Linked DNA regions of Homo sapiens: region 1 is linked to region 2. Evidence: chromatin contacts called from ENCODE Hi-C or POLR2A ChIA-PET data. All regions are on one chromosome and are shown on one strand. Each heading gives the region's core, a stretch centred on a gene start or an enhancer-like site at or near the end of the contact. The rest is flanking DNA. Distances are from core to core; before and after follow the strand shown. Region 1 overlaps FBRSL1 (fibrosin like 1). Region 2 overlaps EP400 (E1A binding protein p400).

Region 1 (5,568 bases), core at 2,946-5,445, 430 kb before region 2:
GGGGTCTCCCCACAGCTTTGTGAACTGCTAGGGATGTCCCCTATCACTGCAGCTTCTGGCCGGAGGAGGATGGCCGGTGGCCTCGGCCTGGTCAATGCCAGTCCAGCTCAGTCTGGTACTGCGGTCCTGGGCCACCTGGGAAGACGCCAGGGAGGCCAGAGAGATCCTGGGTCAGGCCGCAGCCCTGCTCAGATCCCTCCGAGGCCCCAGGACTCCCCCTGGACTTCTGGGCGGCCCTGGGTCTCCCTTGGGCACCTGCGGGTAGTCCTGCCTTCTGGCCTCTGAACATCCAGGTGCCCCCCCAGCCCCCCACTCATGCCCTCTGTGTCTTTGCCCTCACCACAGTCGCCCAGCATGCTATCCCAGCCTGTCTCCCCACACACGGAGGAGCCGAGCCCTGACGCGAGAACAGAGGCGGAGCTCATCGTCCTCAGTGCCCAGACAAGGATCCCGAATGAGCAAACGGGGAAGGCCCAGGAGGTGGTGTTTCCAACACGCAGGGCAGGGCCTGGGGGAGGGACTGTGGCTATTCACCTGCAGTGAGGGGTCCAGAGAGACGGGGCCCTCGGACGAGGGTCTGCAGGCAGATGCCCACACACCAGGCGTGGATGCTGGGCCAGGTGCCGGGAGCCCACCCACGCTCACACCCCTCCCTCCCTGGGGGCTGCTCAGCGATGGCTCATGGACTTGGCCTGACCTGGGGAGGACCCAAGGGCCTTAGAGCTCCAGGCCCCTCGTGGGGTTGGCCCCACCGCCACAGTCTCAGTGTCACCCATCTTCCAGGAATCCACCCCGACCTCCCCTTCTCCTCCCCCAACAACAAACCAACCACTGCCCTCGTCTGCCGTGGGCTCTGCAGGAACACGCCTCGGCCTCTCCCAGAAGGCTCACGCCCTCCCCATAACCCCTTCTGCAGATGGGAGGGGACCAGCCTGCCTGTGCCAACAACAACAAGGTGGGCAGAGGCCCCCACAGAGGTGACCAGAGGGCTGATGGTCACTAAAGCACTGCACGCAGGCCCCAGTCTCCAGAGGGGTTCCTGAGGCAGCAACAGGGTCTCTGTAGTCGGGCAGCGGGCAGCCTCCCCCAGATCCCCACTGTCACCCCCCGGAAGACACCTCCATCCTCAACCTTCAGGCTGGGCTGCCCCCACCCCCTCTACAGCAGCCAGGACACAAGCCCATCTTCCTGGGCAGGCGCAGCCCCACTGAGTACCAACCCCTTCCAGAAACAAGGGAACAAGCCATGTTCCAACCAGGCCTCAGGCTCCAATCTGCTGCCTGTGATGGGAGCCAAATCCCACTTGCCGGAGGCCTCGCAGGCCCACAGCTGCATCTTCTGGTCAGCAAAGTGAGTCATAAAAATTAGAATTGACCACCAACATTTCAACATTGCCAAATCCAGAGAAACCTGGATTCCCAGCTCTTCAGAAACATCAAAGATCTGGCCACACGAAATCTGCATTTCCCAGGGCGACGCCTGGCAGCAGTGTCCCCACCAGGGCGCGGGCCCCAGGACACAACATGGATGTCCAGCACCATAGCGCCCTGGTGTCTCTGCCCTCCCCATGGCGGCACCCCGACCGCAAGCCAGTGCAGACAGTGGGTTCGAGCTGGAGGCTGCAGGGTCATGGCCAGGCCTCGAGAGCCCCTCTGGGTCCTGAATGTTTCCTCCACGGGTGTCCTCTGCACCCCCAGCTGTTGGCCACAGGGACCCAGGCTGCAGTTTCCAGCTCTCCTCAGCCCTCCCTGGCAGCCTGGCCTTCCCCATTAAGGGGCAGCCAAGTGCCACTGCTCAGCTCCAGCATGGATGGCCCCTCCCCACTCCCTCAGCCCGTTCAGGCCTGCCCCAGACATGGCTCTACTCACTCGGCCCCCTCTGTACTCACAGGAGCCCGGGGGTAGGGGCAGGGGCCTGAAAGTGGAAAGAGGGCAGGAGACTGTTTAAATCATCACTGTTCCCCACGCCTGACAACAGGGACGTCTGAAGGCAACTTCAGCCCCTCTGCGGGGCAATGGCTTGTGTGGGTGACTCTGAGATGGCACCGCCCTCCAAGCCCGCACCCCAAGTGTGCCAGGTCCAGCCTGGAGCTCAGCCAGGGCGCTGCAGCCAGGACTCGGCCCCTCCATGCCCCGGCCTTCCGTGAGCAGAACACAAGCACCTGACAGGCTGTGCAGAGGATGCTGGGCTGAACCATGCTCCCTCACGCGTGCCCAGGCCATGCAGAGGACTCTGAGCTGAACCACCCTCCCTCACCAGTCCCCAGGACACTGATCCCGGGGATGGGTGCCCCCCAGGCATGAGCCGAGAGGGGGGTCTCGACCCCTGTCACACTGGCCCACACAGTAGCCTTGCGGTGGGGGGATCTGGAGGCCGGTGCCCCCATGCTGAGCACAGTACAAACCCCCATTCCAGGCCTCAGATGGGTGGGCAGGAAGGTCAGGAACAGATGCTCCAGGTCTCCCCTCTGTTCGGTCAGAGTGCAATGAATCCCGAGCCAAGCCCAGCACAAAAGCCCTTTGTGGGAATAAATCACGTAAGACACATGCTCGTCTGTTTAAATTACAAACGCTGATGCTGTTATAAAAAATAGTGGCACGGCACTTTTTATTTTCTTTAATCAGAAAAATAAGCCCTGCGCTTCTGGGATGGAGGCCCCAGGTGAGCACCGGAGGAAGGGGCCCGGGTGGGTGGGGAGCGAGGGGGCCCGGAGGCCAAAGCAGATGCTGCACCAGAGGCTGGTCAGGACCCGGGAGGGCCTGCGGGGGTGGGGTCCTCATGAGCAAGTGCGGGGTGCTGGAGGTCAGCAGCTGCCTGGCCTGGGAGCCAGGGACACCCATCCCCTTCCTGACACCTGAGGCAGCCCAGCTGGGCAAGACCAGGCCTGCAGGACCAGAGCCTCCTGTCACGTGGCGCAGGGGTCCAGGTGGTCAACGCTGCTCTCTGGAGGACCACTGGTTAGAGCCTGCCCAGCTCCCCTGAGGTCTGGAGACAGTCAAAGCCCCCCCAAACACCCCCTCCCTTTTGGGCGAGTGGCGTGCCTTGGACTCCAGAAGACTCGAGTGGGGCTGCCTTGAGACCAGGTCCTGAGGGGGTGGCAACACCTGACCACAGGTGGGGGCCGTGGAAGGGGCAGGGATGGGCCCAGGGGTAGCCTTGTAGTGTGAGGTGTGCCCGACCACATGTAGGTCAACAGCCAGACGGGACGCTGCAGGGGACTGTGGGGAAGCCGGGAGAAGGCGCTGCCCACCCTGTGGGGTCCCCCTCGCCTGGAGACCCTGCAGGCAACCCTTCAGTGCATGCCCACGGGGGTGGTGGAGGCAGAGTCCTGAGAGGTGGGGGTGGGAGCCTCCGGGTCCCCTGCAGGTCCTGACCCACCAGATGGGCCCATGTGCCCCCTGTAGCTTGGGGGCCCTGGAGGTGGACACCAGCACCTCCTGACTACCAGGGGGAGGGCCTGGACTGAAACCCACACCTTCACCATTCGCCACTGGGCCACTCTGCAGGAACTGCAGCACCCCACAGATCCTTCATGCCCAGCACGCCACTCACTCTCACACCCTCTCGCACACATGCACACACAGCACGCACACACCAGGCTCACGCGCTCCGCACAGGTGGCACGCCAGGGGCAAGCGTGCACGTAGACTCAGAGATGCAAGGACAGTATTGGCAATTCAGAGGCACAGAAAGACGCTGAGGGGCCCCCAGCAAGGTCCCCGCCCTCAGGGGCTGTGTTCCCCTCCCAGGGCACGCACACCACAGGCAGCAACGCGGGTGGGGGCACTGTGACGCCAGTGGGGGGAGAGGGAGCATGGCGGGGCGGCAGGCAGACGCGGGTTCATCTCTCTTCCTGGTGTGGTGAGCCTCAGCCTGATCGTGGCACTGTAGGGGCTCCCGCCTCTGGCCGAGCCTCAATTTCCAACGACAAACAGCTCAGCCCTGTCTAGACAAGGCCTCAGGCTAGTCCGGCAAAGCATCTCCAGCCCGAAGGGCAATGCGGCCTTGGCCCTTGGGGCCCTGCCAGGGTGCAGATCACACTGGAGTGGGCTGGAAAACCCATATGGGGAGGTGCCTGCAGGCATCAGGCTCCAGGGCTCACAGATGGGGCCTGACGGGCCATCCCGGGGGCACAGGATCGGGTCCACCGGGACCGCAGGGGCCGGCAGGGATGGCCCAGGGCCAGGAGCGAGAGCCGGGGCTGACGGGCCGGCACCAGATCCAATAGGGACCGCCGCGGCTGGCACAGGAGCCCCAGGAGAGGCCGGCAGGGTGGGCCCGGCTGCCCCAGGAGTGAAGGGCGATCGGGAATGGGGAGCAACGGCTGGGGTTTGCAGGGCTTGTTGGGGCCCATGAGCGGCCGCAGGGGCTGGCAGGGCTGCTCTGGGCCCATGAGCGGCCGCTTGGGTGGGCAGGGCTGCTCCGGGCCCATGAGCGGCTGCTTCTGCTGCCTCGGCCGTCCCGGGCCCAGGAGTGAAGGCGTGAGTGGGCCGGGCTGCTCTGGGGCTTCCACTAACCGCTGGGGCTGCCTGGGGCGCAGCAGCGACCGCCGGGGGCGGCTGGGCTGGCCCAGCAGGGACCTTCGGGGCTGGCCGTACTGACACGGGGCTAGGAAGGCCCGCCGGGGGCAGCAGCACTGTCCTGGGAGGAAGCTGGCGGGCCGTCGGCGTGGTCGGAGGGTGAGGAGTGGCCGCGGGGGCTGGTACCGCTGGCACTGGGCTAGCAGCGACCACAGGGGCCGGCTGCGCTGTCCTGAGGATGCCCTACCGGGCTGGCCACAGTGACACGGGCTGGCCCACGGCCGCAGGGGTCGGCAGCGGTGCCACAGGGTCAGCAGGGACCGCAGGCGCCTGCAGCGGTGCCTTGGGGCCAGGAGGAACCGCAGGCGCCGGCAGTAGAGGCAGGGGACCAGGAGGGACCGTGGGGCCAGGAGGGACCGCAGGCGCCGGCAGTGGTGACACGGGGTCAGCAGGGACCGCAGGCGCCTGCAGCACTGCCTGGGGCCTGGGAGTGCCCAATGCGGCCGGCAGGGCTGGGCCGGGCGTGACCGCTGGGGCTGGCAGAGCTGATCTGGGGATGGAAGGAGCCGCTGGGGCCGGCAGGGCTGACCGGGGCCCAGAAGTGACCGCCGGGGCTGGCAGGGCTGTTTCAGGCCCAGAAGTGACCGCTGGGGCCAGCTGCGCTGACCCAGGAGTGGCCGCTGGGAGGGCTGGCAGGGCTGCCCAGGGTCCGGGAGTGCCGACGGGGCTGGGAGGGACCCCTGGGGCTGGCTGGACTGGCTGGGCTGGAGCTGTTGCTGGCGCTGGGCCGGGCCGTTCTGGTCCCAGTGGCTGGCTGGGAGCGGCCCCCCTTCTGGGGAGCACACCTGCATGGAAGAAAGAGCACGTGTCCACCTGGGCAGGTGTCACCGCCCGCGGAACCCCCGTCCAGCCCGGGCCCAGGAGGCATGCTGCCCTTCTCCAGCAGCCCAATTCCCAAGGGGGCCGAGGAGAGCCGAGGACACCGCGCAGAGCCCCACCCTGGAAGGAAGGCGCACACCAGCGGACCCCCGCGGAGGAAGCAGCTGCA
Region 2 (4,990 bases), core at 368-2,867:
AAAACGAAACGAAGAAAAGTCTAAAAGCAGAAGAAAAAGAGAAGCAACAACTCGCAGGCCATCTGCTCACAGGCGTTTTCGGTGGTGAGCACCTGTGAGCCGGTGTCCCTGCCCTTACTTGGGCACACAGACTGGGTGTGGAAGGACACTGGTGCCAGTTGGGCACACAGACTGGGTGTGGAAGGACACTGGTGCCAGTTGGGCACACAGACTGGGTGTGGAAGGACACTGGTGCCAGTTGGGCACACAGACTGGGTGTGGAAGGACACTGGTGCCAGTGTGGCCCCCAGGACATTGACGACGGGTGCTGTGAGGGTGGCAGGCCACATGGGGCAGGGCGGTGCCAGCTCTTTCCTCCACGTGCGGCTTTGGGAAGCGGCTGCCTGGTGGACTTGGTGAATGTGATTTCTGTTCCTTCCAGGTCCTTCTATGGCCACGGAAGAGTGGGTGAGGGGAACACCTCTGGCTCCAACATTACTTGTTGGTTTTTTCTTCACACAAATGAAAAATTCAGCATCTCATTTAACTTAAATACCAGTTTTCTATGAAAGACAAAATGAAAAAATATATAAAAAGGTCACTTTATTTTGCCTTTTGTTTGGTATGCTATCAATGCCCTTTAAAATCCTACTATTCAAGTACAAATGCTGATGTTTACAAAGTATTTACAATTTTAGTCTTGTTCCTTTCTATCTTAAAACACAACAGCTAACTGGTTACAACAGTTAACAAAATAATAATAATAAAGGTCACAAAAAGAGAAACCCCTGTCTTATCAGGCACCAAATCTGAACAAGGGCTTGGATCCAACCTTCTGCTTCCCGCCAGGTGCTTTAAAAACAGTCTGGCTAACTGTTTTTATCATCAGAATAAACGTCTTTCTTTAAAGAATAGCAGGGCAACTGTTTCCCAGGGTCGCCAATTAGAGTCTGACAGTGTTCGGGCTGCTGCCTTTATAGTCTGTGTTCTCAAAGTTTCCAACTCTTACTTGCCGTATTGGAATGAACCCAGATTCACAAGGGGAAGGCCTAGACAACAGCTTCCTGAACGCGTACTTAATTCTTAGGTTAGAAACTTTAACCTTTAAAAGGGAAGGCCAAGAAAATAACACACTAAAAGGAGAGTTTTTACGTACACGACTAAATGAATTTAACTCAGGTCAACGGTAGCATCTAGAAGTTACTAAATTGAGTGCTACGAGTAAAAATATGTCCGTGTTTTGTATTAGGGAACAGCCAAAGGAAACACACTTGAGAGACAGGAGACCCTCACTGACGTGAGATCGGGGCGGAAACTCCACATTGCAAATATTCAGAATCCCATTAAGCTCTCCAAAAAAGCATTTGAGAGATGGTGTTAAATTCTCTTGTAGTGTTTTAGATTAATAGAGCGCTTTTACTTAGACAGTTATGTCTAGGATATTCTAAAATAAGTGCACTCAACATTTTATCTTCAACTATAAGGAGACTACCAAGATTTGGGAAAGACAAAAAAAATGAACAGGGCACACAAATTAAAACAAATGACAAAGGCAGAATTCCTAGATACTTCAGTTCTATCACATCTGCGGATGAGGAGGAGTAAAAGTTTCCACTGGGAGCCAGATGTGAGGCGCACACAGCGGCCCTCCCTCCGGCAAGCTGCGCTCTCACGGCACGTGCCAAGCCAGGGAGAACGGGTTGGTTAGAACAAACAGATTCCAGTCCTCTGCTTTGGTATGTTCAACTAACTAAAAGATTAATTTCTTCTGTTTCTTCAAAGCTTGGTTTTTACTTTTCTCCACATTTCTTATCAAGAGCTCAAGTGAGCTCCCCAGTTGATTTCACTGACTCCTGCTGTATCGCTGTCCACAGAAACCTGTGGGACAGAATACCTTCCTCAATGTCACTTAAAGTGAGAGAATGGGGAGGAAGCAGATGAAATACAATTTAAAAACAGAAAATCTTTATTGTGCCATAACTGATTTTTAGTATACAAAAAACCTAATATAACCTAATTTCCTGGACCAAATAATGTAAAATAGGCCAAAATCAAGCCACAGCACAAAGGATACTATTGGATATGGACCTTTTTGCTTTGGTGAAAACTTCAAAGTAAGGAGACACTGTCAATCAATTCCACTAAAATTGCATTTATTTTCCTGTCATAGTAAAAAAAGGAAAAACAGTAGCAAATACTGGGCTTCGTTTTCCCCCTCAACGGCACGCCTTCCACAACAGCACAGGTGGTTCTCTGCTTCACTGGCAGAACCACACAAGCTTATCCTAGAGAAAATCTGCTGTCGTAAGTCCACAAGGAAGAGTTGACTGGGCCCACCGCTATAGCCAATACTTCCAGAATCACCAGCCCACCTTCGTCAAAGGGCTGACTGTGGCAGCAAGGGGTGTCTGTCACATTCGTCCTGGCTCACTGAGCCCAGGCCTCATCGTACCCTCAGCTGTGACATCTGTACTACCATTGCCTCTGCGTGGTCCTCTGGGCCTCACGCCAGCCATGGCAGAGTGTCCCAAAGGTTCTCAGGAGCTGTTTAACACACTATGTCAAATACCAGCTTCCCCCGAAAACTGGAGATGCGTCTTGAGTGCACTGAGTTGGGCATCAGTCCCAGAAGTTTCCATTAAATGAAAGCGAATCCCATTGCAGGGTAGGGCCTGGGGGAGGCCACTGTTGGCTGCTCTTTGGAATAACAATGCAATGACTGATCATTTCCCTTGAACACAGGCCAGGAACGTGCCTTGTGTGTTTAGGTGGGTGTCAGAACATTTCTCTTAAAAGTTAAGTCATATTTTAGGAGGGAAGGAAGGAACCATATTGCCTTTCTTTGGAATGGAAAACCCATCTCGGATGATTGACTTTAGACAGGCCTTCCCCTCTGCGAAGACCACGAGGCATTTTTCAGTAAGGTATAAAGAACTAAACTCTGGCAGACACTGTGGAAGCCCACGCCTTATCTTTAGAAAGTCCATTGTATGCTCCTCACACACGGCAGACGGCTTCTGTGGCGTGCAAAGCACTACATGCTCACAAAGAAATTCTAAATGGCTTTCAGAACACAGTACTATGGCTCTAGGGGACGGGTGCGGGTGGGGACTGAAAGGTGAAATGATTTAGAGGAAGCCATGTTGTCACTTTTTCCATGAGCCACGTAGTACAGAGAACGCGGCACTCCATAAGGACCATTTGTCCTGCAGTGTGGGATGCATTTTAATAAAATGATTACACTATTTTGTTTCAATTATATCTTTCCCAGTGCTGAATCTCTTGCGTGACATGGTCCCAAGGTTCACTAATAAAGCGTTTTCTGTGAGGAAGGTAGTTTTGCTTTAGATGAGAGGCAGCCCTGCTGCCCTGACTACTGGCACGGAGGCTTAGTAGGTGTCTTTAGCCTGACAGCAGGGACCCTCATCTGTAACTTGGGCTGCTGGCTTGGGCTGTCGGAGCTGGCGGGCACCTGGGCTGGGTTGGGAGCGCCTGGAGTCTGGAGCGGGGCCGACGCCGTGGTCACCACCTGCTGCTGAATGAGTTTCTGCTGAACCACCTGGGCAGTCGCGGTCACTGCAGGGATCATCTGCACCTGCTGCCCGGCCGCCGTCGCCTGCGTGAGCGCCACAGTCTGTGGAGAAGCCTGAGCCGAGAGAGTCAGAAAACACACATTGCCCAGGAAACTCAGTCCAGGGACAGGAAAATGGACGTTCTTTGGGATGGGGAGGACTCGAGAAACTTCACTGACTATGCTTTTATGACACGGAAGAATGACCAGTCACACAACAGTATGACCTCTGGTTTCCAATTAAACACAAGTGGAAAATTAAAAGATGGTTGCTTTTAGACTAACACCAGATGCCTCTTGGGAAAAGGGTGAGAGCTGGGTCAGGGACTGATTTTGTTGTTGTAGTAAAGCTTTTAATAGAGTTTGGTTTCTTGAAATCTATATGCCAGTGTGACTTTAAACAAAATTTAGAAAGTTTAAAGCACCGCTTTACATTTAAAGCACTGTGCTAAAGAGTCATATTGTGGAGCATCAGTGACAACAGTGAAAGCGCCTGAAGGGCTTCTGTGGGAGGCAAGGCCACTGTGCCCACAGCGCCTCTGCTCAAGGGCGGGCCCCGAGCGGAGCCTGCTTGCCTGAGGCCTGTGCCTCCCTAAAACCACAGGGCAGTGTCTGCGACTTGCAGGACACACCCGCGATGATCAGTGAATGAAGGGTCCTGGGAATGAGCCCAAGGTGAGGCTCCCTCAGTATGGCTGACACAACCTCTAAACGCTTGTTCACTCTTCTCATTATTAAGTGTATCTAGTTTTTCCCCTGAAGTTAATGTTTTTGTGTGTATCACAAAAATCAAAAGTGATTCCCTAATCATGACCTCAGATGAAAACAACCCATTCTCTGACCTGGGAAATGTGAGGTTTCCACTTTGTCTATGCGTCCTACCTGCTGGGAAGCAGAGGCAACTTGCTGGATGCTGGCCACGGGTGTTTGCTGTTGAACAACTTGAGGAAGTTTTGCAACCTTTGACAAAACAAAAAAAGCCAAACATACAATTCAAAGGAGTATGTGCACAAAAAGAGATTTTTCCTCCCTTTCTGTCCTCAGTTAATGCAAAAAACACAATGACCAGGTGACACAGAAGAGCAATTCTCGTAGTGTGCCCACCTGCAGCAGTGAGAGAGCAAGTCGTTCCACTGCATGGTGAGTCAACTGACTGCCTCCCCAATTTGCCATCACTCATCATTTAAGCTTATTTTTGGTCTCATATTTCAGACACATTTTTTCTTTTCACAAAAACGACTGCAAGTTTATATGAAAGAATCAGACTGAGGATGGTAAGTATTTGAGCGTCTTGTGAGTCCCAAGGGCTCTGCATATGACAGGCCTGGACGACGTTCCAGTAATGAGCTGTACAGTGCAGCTAGGGCAGCCAGCTGAAGTGGGGAACCCGGTGACGCACCAAGGTTTTGAGGCTGGTAATTTTATCATTTTTCTACATTC

What was found. A loop is a pair of places that touch in the nucleus more often than their neighbours do. ChIA-PET counts read pairs that join two places held with the same protein, here RNA polymerase II (POLR2A). Pooled maps may share reads with other maps.
Region 1: a loop to region 2 is called in a map of CD14-positive monocyte, with 2.7 times the contacts of the local background. The contact joins two enhancer-like sites. A Hi-C loop is called at or near these places in 2 of 168 maps with a recorded cell type or tissue (CD14-positive monocyte and esophagus muscularis mucosa), 5 of 37 single-sample maps with no recorded cell type and 6 of 50 pooled maps. POLR2A ChIA-PET finds 5 or more read pairs at or near these places in 1 of 52 experiments (Caco-2).

What each region holds. Positions count from the first base shown.
Region 1 is chr12:132,508,963-132,514,530 of GRCh38, reverse strand. All of the region lies in intron 2 of FBRSL1 (fibrosin like 1), which reads right to left. Among named protein-coding and RNA genes, the nearest start is that of FBRSL1, 22 kb to the right of the region's middle. Within about 2 kb of position 4,195, at least 2 of the 41 ENCODE cell types and tissues checked have a DNase peak (open chromatin) inside an H3K27ac peak, as active enhancers do.
Region 2 is chr12:132,076,036-132,081,025 of GRCh38, reverse strand. It overlaps EP400 (E1A binding protein p400), which reads right to left. Exons shown (of 53, transcript NM_015409.5): 52 at 4,433-4,510; 53 at 566-3,625. The coding sequence ends at 3,353. Among named protein-coding and RNA genes, the nearest start is that of SNORA49, 47 kb to the right of the region's middle. Within about 2 kb of position 1,617, at least 5 of the 41 ENCODE cell types and tissues checked have a DNase peak (open chromatin) inside an H3K27ac peak, as active enhancers do.